Linked DNA regions of Homo sapiens: region 2 is linked to region 1. A link is a contact called in ENCODE Hi-C or POLR2A ChIA-PET data. All regions are on one chromosome and are shown on one strand. The core of a region is the stretch at or near the end of the contact, and the rest is flanking DNA. Distances in the headings are between cores, read along the strand shown. Region 1 overlaps ARID4B (AT-rich interaction domain 4B). Region 2 holds the start of B3GALNT2 (beta-1,3-N-acetylgalactosaminyltransferase 2).

Evidence for each region. Hi-C counts contacts between places; a loop is a spot of excess contacts on that map. ChIA-PET counts read pairs that join two places held with the same protein, here RNA polymerase II (POLR2A). Pooled maps may share reads with other maps.
Region 2: a loop to region 1 is called in a map of ovary, with 8 times the contacts of the local background. The contact joins the promoter of B3GALNT2 here to the enhancer-like site in region 1. A Hi-C loop is called at or near these places in 1 of 168 maps with a recorded cell type or tissue (ovary) and 4 of 50 pooled maps. POLR2A ChIA-PET finds 5 or more read pairs at or near these places in 4 of 52 experiments (CD8-positive, alpha-beta memory T cell, H1, MCF 10A and 1 more).

Annotation. Positions count from the first base shown.
Region 1 is chr1:235,269,159-235,273,145 of GRCh38, forward strand. All of the region lies in intron 2 of ARID4B (AT-rich interaction domain 4B), which reads right to left. Among named protein-coding and RNA genes, the nearest start is that of ARID4B, 57 kb to the right of the region's middle. RefSeq lists an enhancer at 2,299-2,887. Within about 2 kb of position 1,618, at least 2 of the 41 ENCODE cell types and tissues checked have a DNase peak (open chromatin) inside an H3K27ac peak, as active enhancers do.
Region 2 is chr1:235,502,185-235,506,168 of GRCh38, forward strand. It overlaps B3GALNT2 (beta-1,3-N-acetylgalactosaminyltransferase 2), which reads right to left and starts at 2,268. Exons shown (of 12, transcript NM_152490.5): 1 at 1,957-2,268. The coding sequence starts at 2,068. RefSeq lists a silencer at 1,797-2,436 and enhancers at 2,370-3,046, 2,747-2,866.

The DNA of each region.
Region 1 (3,987 bases), core at 368-2,867:
CATATTGACAAGAATGAATGAATGAATGTTTTAAAATGTAGAAAAGATAAAGCTTTTCCTTATACTAAAATGTTAATAACTGTAACAGAACTGACAGAGAATCAGCGTTTGGCAACCATCATAAAGGTGGCTGATTCAGAGAGCTATCAAAAGATGCTAAGCTGACAGGTGGTTTGATGAACAGAATATTCACATCATCTTTGAATACTACTGAATTATTTTTAGTGGTGTAATTGTGCAACGTTTTGCACTGTAATATCAAAAGAGCAACTTTCTGTGGTATATCTGCCAAGAGTAACTGGAAATGAGAAAAAGTAGACAGACCGAAGTTGAAGTTATTCTGTTCTATTTATCAGGAATTACACACTGGAGTACAATGGGTGACAGAACATTGTGTTTTAAGCTTGCTCTTAAAAAGTTTGAACGTAATGATAATGAGTACATACATATGTACACATATATGTATACAATATATATGTGTATATATACACACATATATATACACACACATACAAATCTGTGTATATATCTCTCTCTGTGTATACACACACACAGAGAAAAAGATAAATTAGATATAGAGCAAATGACATCGAATGTTAACAACTGGCCAGTCTGGTGAAGGAGATTACATGAACTATTTATACAGCAAATTTGGAATTATTTGAAAATAAATTATTTTGTAAAGTAATATATATTTATTGGGCATTTGCATATTTTTCTATTAATTATCTATTTATATTATTTACCCATCTTTCTGAATTGCTCATTTTTGTTTTTGTTTTTTGTTTGTCTGTTTTTTTTGCTGGATTGTAAGAGTTACTGCATATTTTAAAACTCAACGCCAGCCGGGCGCGGTGCCTCACGCCTGTAATCCAAGCATTTTGGGAGGCCGAGGCGGACAGATCACAAGGTCAGGAGATCGAGACCATCTTGGCTAACACGGTGAAACCCCGTCTCTACTAAACATACAAAAAATTAGCCGGGCGTCATGACAGGCGCCTGTAGTCCCAGCCACTCAGGAGGCTGAGGCAGGAGAATGGTGTGAACCCAGGAGGTGGTGCTTGCAGTGAGCCGAGATCATGCCACTGGACTCCAGCCCGGGCGACAGAGAGAGACTCCGTCTCAAAAAAACAAAAAACAAAACAAAACAAAAAAACTCAACCCCTTCCCAAAACACGAAAATCTTTGGATGTTATCTATATTTCTTAATATTCTTCTTACAATTTTTTAAAGTTTATTTTTGGTTTTTTACATGGCCCCACTGTGTATCTTCTTAAAATTTAAGCTACTTTAGGAGACAAAACCTAAGCTACTTTAGGTTATAAGTAAATTTTAGATCCACATCTCATAAACCAGAGGGATATCTGCATAGTCACAAATATTAACAGAAGAGTATCTGCATATTCCTGGAAATTTAAGTAACTCCAAAGAAATATTCTAACTAGAATTTTCTGCCTCGGCAAACAGGCAAGAGAGAAATTGGGAGAGACATTATTAAAAGCCAACTATACTTAAGGCACTGTTCTAAGTATCAAAAAAGCAAAGGAGCTTTCTCATGTAACACAGCCAATCTACTCTGCCTTGAGAAGAGGTTATTTGTCATCTTGCTAGTGAGGTCACAATCATATTCAAATGCAAATGAATCTTCTTTGGAGTAACAGCACTCTCAGAACATAAACTTTCATGATCTGGAAATTAGAGGAGCCTAGTGGAGGATTCAGGCAGTTCAAAATTCAGAATACAAACAGAAACAGAAACTGGCATTGTTATGGTTTAATGTATCTGGGCATGTTAGTAATAACTACTGGCATGGATTAGAAGGCAATAAGTAGAACATTTTTTAGTATAACAAGTCACTAAAGACAGCATCTGGAGAACATTTAAAAGAGTTTGATTTAAAAAAAAAAATCCTTAAAATCCCTACTGGGCCAGTCCTGTAATCCCAGCACTTCGGGAGACCAAGGCAGGAGGATCACTTGAGCCCAGGAGTTTGAGACGAGCCTGGGCAACATAGCGAGACTTCATCTCTACAAATAATTTTGAAAAATAAGCCAGAAGAGGTGGTGAACACTTATGGTCCCAGCTACTAAGGAGGCTGAGGTGGGAGAACTGCTTGAGCCCAGGAGGTTGTGGCCGCAGTGACTATATCACTGCACTCCAGCCTGGATGACCAAGCTAAAAAAATGATAGGTCGGATGCCATGGCTCACACCTGTAATCACAACACTTTGGGAGGCTGAGACAGGCGGATCATCTGCAGTCAGGAGTTCGAGTCCAGCCTGGCCAACATGGTGAAACCCAGTCTCTACTAAAAATACAAAAATTAGCCAGGCATGGTGGTAGGCACCTGTAATCCCAGCTACTTGGGAGGCTGAGGCAGGAGTATCACTTGGACTCGGGAGGCGGAGATTGCAGTGAGCCGAGTTTGCACCACTGCACTCCAGCCTGGGCAACAAAAGTGAAACTCTGTTTCAAAAAAATAAAATAAAATAAATAATAATAATAATCCAGCCAGGCACGGTGGCTCACACCTGTAATCCCAACACTTTGGGAGGCCAAGGTGGGCAGATCACCTGAGGTAAGGAGTTTGAGACCAGCCTGACCAACATAGTGAAACCCTGTCTCTAATAAAAATAAAAAAAATTAGCTGGCCATGGTGGCAGGCACCTGTAATGCCAGCTACTCACGGGTTGAGTCACGAGAATCACTTAAACCCAGGAGGTGGAGGTTGCAGTGAGCCGAGATCACGCCACTGCACTCCAACCTGGGCAACAGAGCGAGACTCCATCTCAAAAAGTAATAATAATAATAAATAATAATAATAATCCCCACCAACCAAGTTTTTAATCGTGTTTCATATCCTCAAGAATATGATTTTGAAAGACGTCATCAACAAGAAACATCAATCTTTAATCACTTGAAAACCTATCAATTACTTGTCTAGTGACCAAAAGAAACGGACCCACACAACATGTATTAAACACTAAGTCACAAAATTCATTCTAGATTCAGAATATTACTGTAGTAAGCCCTTTGGTAACTTATGCTAAATACTCATTGATGTAACACTATATACTGACTTTCCTTTTCCCAAATATACCAACATTTTGCAAAAGTGACCATTTTATACCATATTTTAATGATTCCTATCTGTCCTCTAGACTGAGCTACTTAAGATAGAAATAGTGTCTTATTCACCTATGAATGCCCTGGTCCTAGAATAGCACCTACATATAGAAGAAATTCATGAGATAATTGTTAACACAAAAAAGATTAGACATTAGTTAAGCCCTGCTAAATGAGATTCCTCTTAAGTTGAATATTATTTATATTTCAAAAATACCTTATAATCAGAAGCGTCTTATATAAACAGGTGAAAAAGCATGAGCTATGGAATCAATATCTGAGATCAAACTTTAGGTTCATAACTTACTAGATCCATCATCCTTGGGAAAAATTATTTAACTTATCTGAGCATAGCTTCACATTTGTAAAGTGTAGTTTATCATACTAATAAAACATATGTTCACTTTTATATTATACATTTATTACATATTATAATTAAATATAAATTACATATTAAATACATACAATACCAATGTGGCCTATTACACATAAAATCACATGTAATAAGCACTCAATATAAATAAATGTCTATATTAATTTATTATTACCATTCTTTTTAAAGAAGATTTTGTACTTAACAATCAGATCACGTAGAAATTAGTGACAGAAGCAGTTCAAGAATAGGTATGAGCAGCTAAGCAGCTAAGCTTATGAGTACAGGACTACAGAGAAGAATGATAGGGGCATTGGTAGCAAATATCCACAAGTGGCAATTTTGTTTGGGTAAGCCAGGTGATTTTCCAGATACTCTGGAGAAATGTTTTCTGAAATCTCAAGTTCCTGGCAGTTATATTTACAGGCTAGAGTGCAGTGGCGCAATCTTGGCTCACTGCAACCTCTGCCTCCCAGGTTCAAGTGATTC
Region 2 (3,984 bases), core at 1,018-3,517, 230 kb after region 1:
GTATTTTTAGTAGAGACGGGGTTTCGCCATGTTGGCCAGGCTGGTCTTGAACTCCTGACCTCAGGTGATCCACCCACCACGGCCTCCCAAAGTGTTGGGATTACAGGCGTGAGGCACCGCGCCGGGCCAGTCATGTTTAACTTAGATTATTAAAATATCGATGGTTGACAGCTGCAGCAAACCACCATGGCACACGTTTACCTATGTAACAAACTTGCACGTCCTGCACACGTATCCCGGAACTTAAAAAAAAATCCCATTTATTATCTGACCAGATACACAGTACTCATTCAAAGCCAAAGTTAATTAACATAACTAGTATTGATCTTCTTACCTACGTTATTACCCTGTTCCTTTCTATGGTCTACTTCTTCATTTCCTTAATCTAGCCTGGTCTAACTACTGGATGGCAGATAAAGGCATCATCCTTCAAGTGCAGTAAGGGAGTAGGAAAAACTTGTCTCAAACTAGAAAACTGCCTAGCAAGTCTACTAAGATTTCAGTTTGAAGTCTACTAACATTTCAGTTTTTGTTTGTTTTACTGAACCCTAAACAACCATTAAGGCCATAAACAGACTTAATGACGCTCTACAAGGAGATTCCAGCAGGGCTCACTCATAACAAAAGAGAGAAACCTGTAACACACAAGCAGCTGTTACAAAGCATTTTTTATATATGGCGTTCTCTTCTTAGTTCACTTCACAAAAACCTAAAAAACACTGAGCAAAACCCTGACCCCATCAACTGGTTAAGTGCATAGCAACACTGTACTTTCATTAAATCACTTAAATAGTGTTTAATTCTATTCAGGTCACACAAATCCTTTTCAAAGAGCTAGTGATCTAATAGGAAAAGAGATTGTTACCAAAATAACCTCAACATAATTTCATATAACTGAGACTGTTTTGAGGATTGCCGAATACTTTCTACTTATAAGGCATAGAGTGCTGAACTGCAAACACTCAATTCTAATTTTAAGAACTTTTGGATTAGAAAACAGCTGTTTTGGGGAGAGATGGTAAGGGAAAAAAGTCCCAGTATAGTTACAAAATTAAGTATTACATAATATTTAAAAGAGCTTTCTAGGTTTCTTTCATGTTCTAGGGCAAGCCCTTAAAGAAGAAGACAAGAGATACAGGGAAAGCTAAAGTAGTGTTCAGGGTGGTGGAACCCACTAACAAAACAATCCGCTGGGCACCGTAAGTAAAGCATTCTATTAGGCTGTGACGCGAAACAAGAACAAAGGTTTCATTCCTACGAGAGATTAAGTTTTAGAGCAAATGGACACGATCGTTAAAGAATTTGATATTTCCATGTAAACTGCATTAGCAGGTTATGCGATCCAAACTCACAGGAACAACTCCAACTCTCGGCCATGCCCTATTTCATGTCTAGATTTGTTTAACCGACTTACATCATAATCCAAGAATACGAACTACAGTATATTCTTACAGCAAAGTTATTCCTTAAAAGCAAAACCGAGCCACCTTTGAAAACACGCACACACATTATCCACGGCACTAAAACCCCAGTCTTGACCGAGAAAGACCAACAACTTGGGGGGGAAGAAAACAACTTCAGAGCCAGAGCTCCCAAAGCAGAAAGCGCTGGCGGCTGAAGGGCACACGAGGTTCCGCTCCCGGGCGAACGGGCGGCGTCGGACATCACTAACCAGGCCTGGGGACAGGCGAAGGACTTGCAACTGCGGGCGCCGGCTCTGCGGGCGTTAAGGGAAACGGGGAAGTGAGAAGAGGCGGGGACACGAAAAGAGAAAAGCTCCCTCAAGTTTGCCCGATGTTAACGCTCCAAGGATGAAAAGAGCCGTTTGTTTCGTCTGGGGACCGTCGCGTTTGGCCCTTCCCCCGCCTCCAACAATTCCCGGCGAAGCCCCGCGGCACCAAGCCGGGCCTCCCACCCCCCCGGCGGCCGCCAACCCGCCCGGCCCCAGGACCTCACCTGCAGGGCCGGCCCCGGAGGCGCAGGCGGGCGGCGGGGAGCGCAGCCGCAGCCAGAGGTGCAGCGCGGCCCCGAGCACACACGGGCACAGCAGCACCAGCCAGTTTCGCATTGGCCGCCCCCGCCGCGAGCCGGGCTCTCCCGCGTCCCGGCGGAGAGGGAGGGGACCTGCAAGTGCGGAGACTGAGGGGCGGCGGCTGACGAGCGACCACTCCGAGCACGCCCGCCCTCGCGCTCGGCGACGTCTGGGGGGCTCCTCGCAGCTCCCGGCCCCGCTCCTCCGGTCCCTCAGACCGCGGGTGGCCGCGGCTTAGCCGGCCGAAGCCCCGCCCCCTCCGCCTGGCCTTCCCACCGGCTCCGCCCACCTTTTCTCCCACTCGCCCCGCCCTCTCCTCCCGCGTTTCCACACGCGCCAGCCAGCCGGCCGGGAGCTGAAGTCCCGCTCTGGGCCCAGGCAGGGGGCGCCCGCGGTTTAGAAACCACATTTCCCATGAGCCTAAGCACGCGCTTCCGTCACTCGGCGGCCGCGGGGGCGAAGGGCGAGGCCCCACACAGAGCATGCGCATCCCCCTTGACGTTTGCTGCCACCCCACGGCCCAGGGGAGGTAGTGCCGGAGACCCGGTGCTCGGAGGCTGCCCGGAGCCGCGAAGGGAAATGCGCTTTGCCTCAGATTTGAAGGAAATCCGAGTGGCTCTTGTGTGAAATCACGCAGAGCTCCTTTGTTCCGCGTGCTCTCTTGCTCGACTGCTGTGGGAGGTGGGATCCTGCTGACGTCTCCTTGGCCCGTAGAGTGGGGCGAGGAAGCCCGAGTGTCCGCGCCTGGAGCGGTGACTCATCAGGGATTAGCTCTGGTGCCGTGGGTTCCCGGCTCTTTGCCCGGTTCTGTGCTCTGGGAACGCAGGGTGACAGACAGCGAGCTGGGGACTAGGCTGTGGAACACGATGATGACGAGCCAATCAGGGTAGAACTGCACGTGCTCCGGGTTCATACTGGAGCTGGGAGCGAAACGGGAGCCGGGCGAGCTGGGAGAACGTGGGCTCCGGGGACCTGGGGAAGGGTGGCCGCAGCGAGCCTTCCAGGGAGAACGCCGGCCCCGCGTCTTGAGGCTTTGCCCCGGGTGGGAGCCCTCCTGGCCCACCAGGCCCGCGCCGAGGCAGCCGGAAAGCGGGGACGGGGCGGTGAAGGCACTGGGGTGAGGATGGGAGAGAAGGATGAGAACGAGCGGCTGGGCTATGGGGCGGTTTTTGTTTCTGCTTTTGTTTTTGAGACGGAGTCTCACTCTGTCACCCAAGCTGTAGTGCAATGGCGCGATCTCGGCTCGCTGCAACCTCCGCCTCCTGGGTTCAAGCGATTCTCCTGCCTCAGCCTCCTGAGTGGCTGGGATTACAGGCGCCCGCCACTGCGCCCAGCTAATTTTTGTATTTTTTTTGTAGAGACGAGGTTTCGCCATGTTGGCCAGGCTGGTCTCCAGCTCCTGACCTCAGGTGATCCGCCCGCCTCGGCCTCCCAAAATGCTTGGATTACAGGCGTGAGCCACCGCGCTCGGCCGCGGTTTTTTTTTTTTTTTTTTTAAGTTTCCACAAGTGTGGAAACAGAAGGTGACTGTATTATTGAAAAAAAGTCTTGGATGACAGAAGACCCAACTCAAACAGGCTTAAGGGAAAAAAGTACTTTGGCTCGCCGTGGCTCATGCGTGTAATCCCAGCACTTTGGGAGGCCGAGGTGGGCGGATCACTTGAGGGCAGGAGTTCGAGACTAGCCTGGGTAACATGGTGAAACCCTGTCTCTACTAAAAATACAAAAATTAGTCTGGCGTAGTGGTGGGCACCTGTAGTCCCAGCTACTCAGGAGGCTGAGGCAGGAGGATCGCTTGAACCCAGGAGGCGGAGGTTGCAGTGAGCCGAGATCGCGCCATTGCACTCCAGCCTGGGTGACAGAACGAGACTCTGTCTCAAAAACAAACAAACAAACAAAAAAAAAATAAAAAGAAAAGGCAAGAAAGTAATAATTGGTTGCCAGAAAAAGTA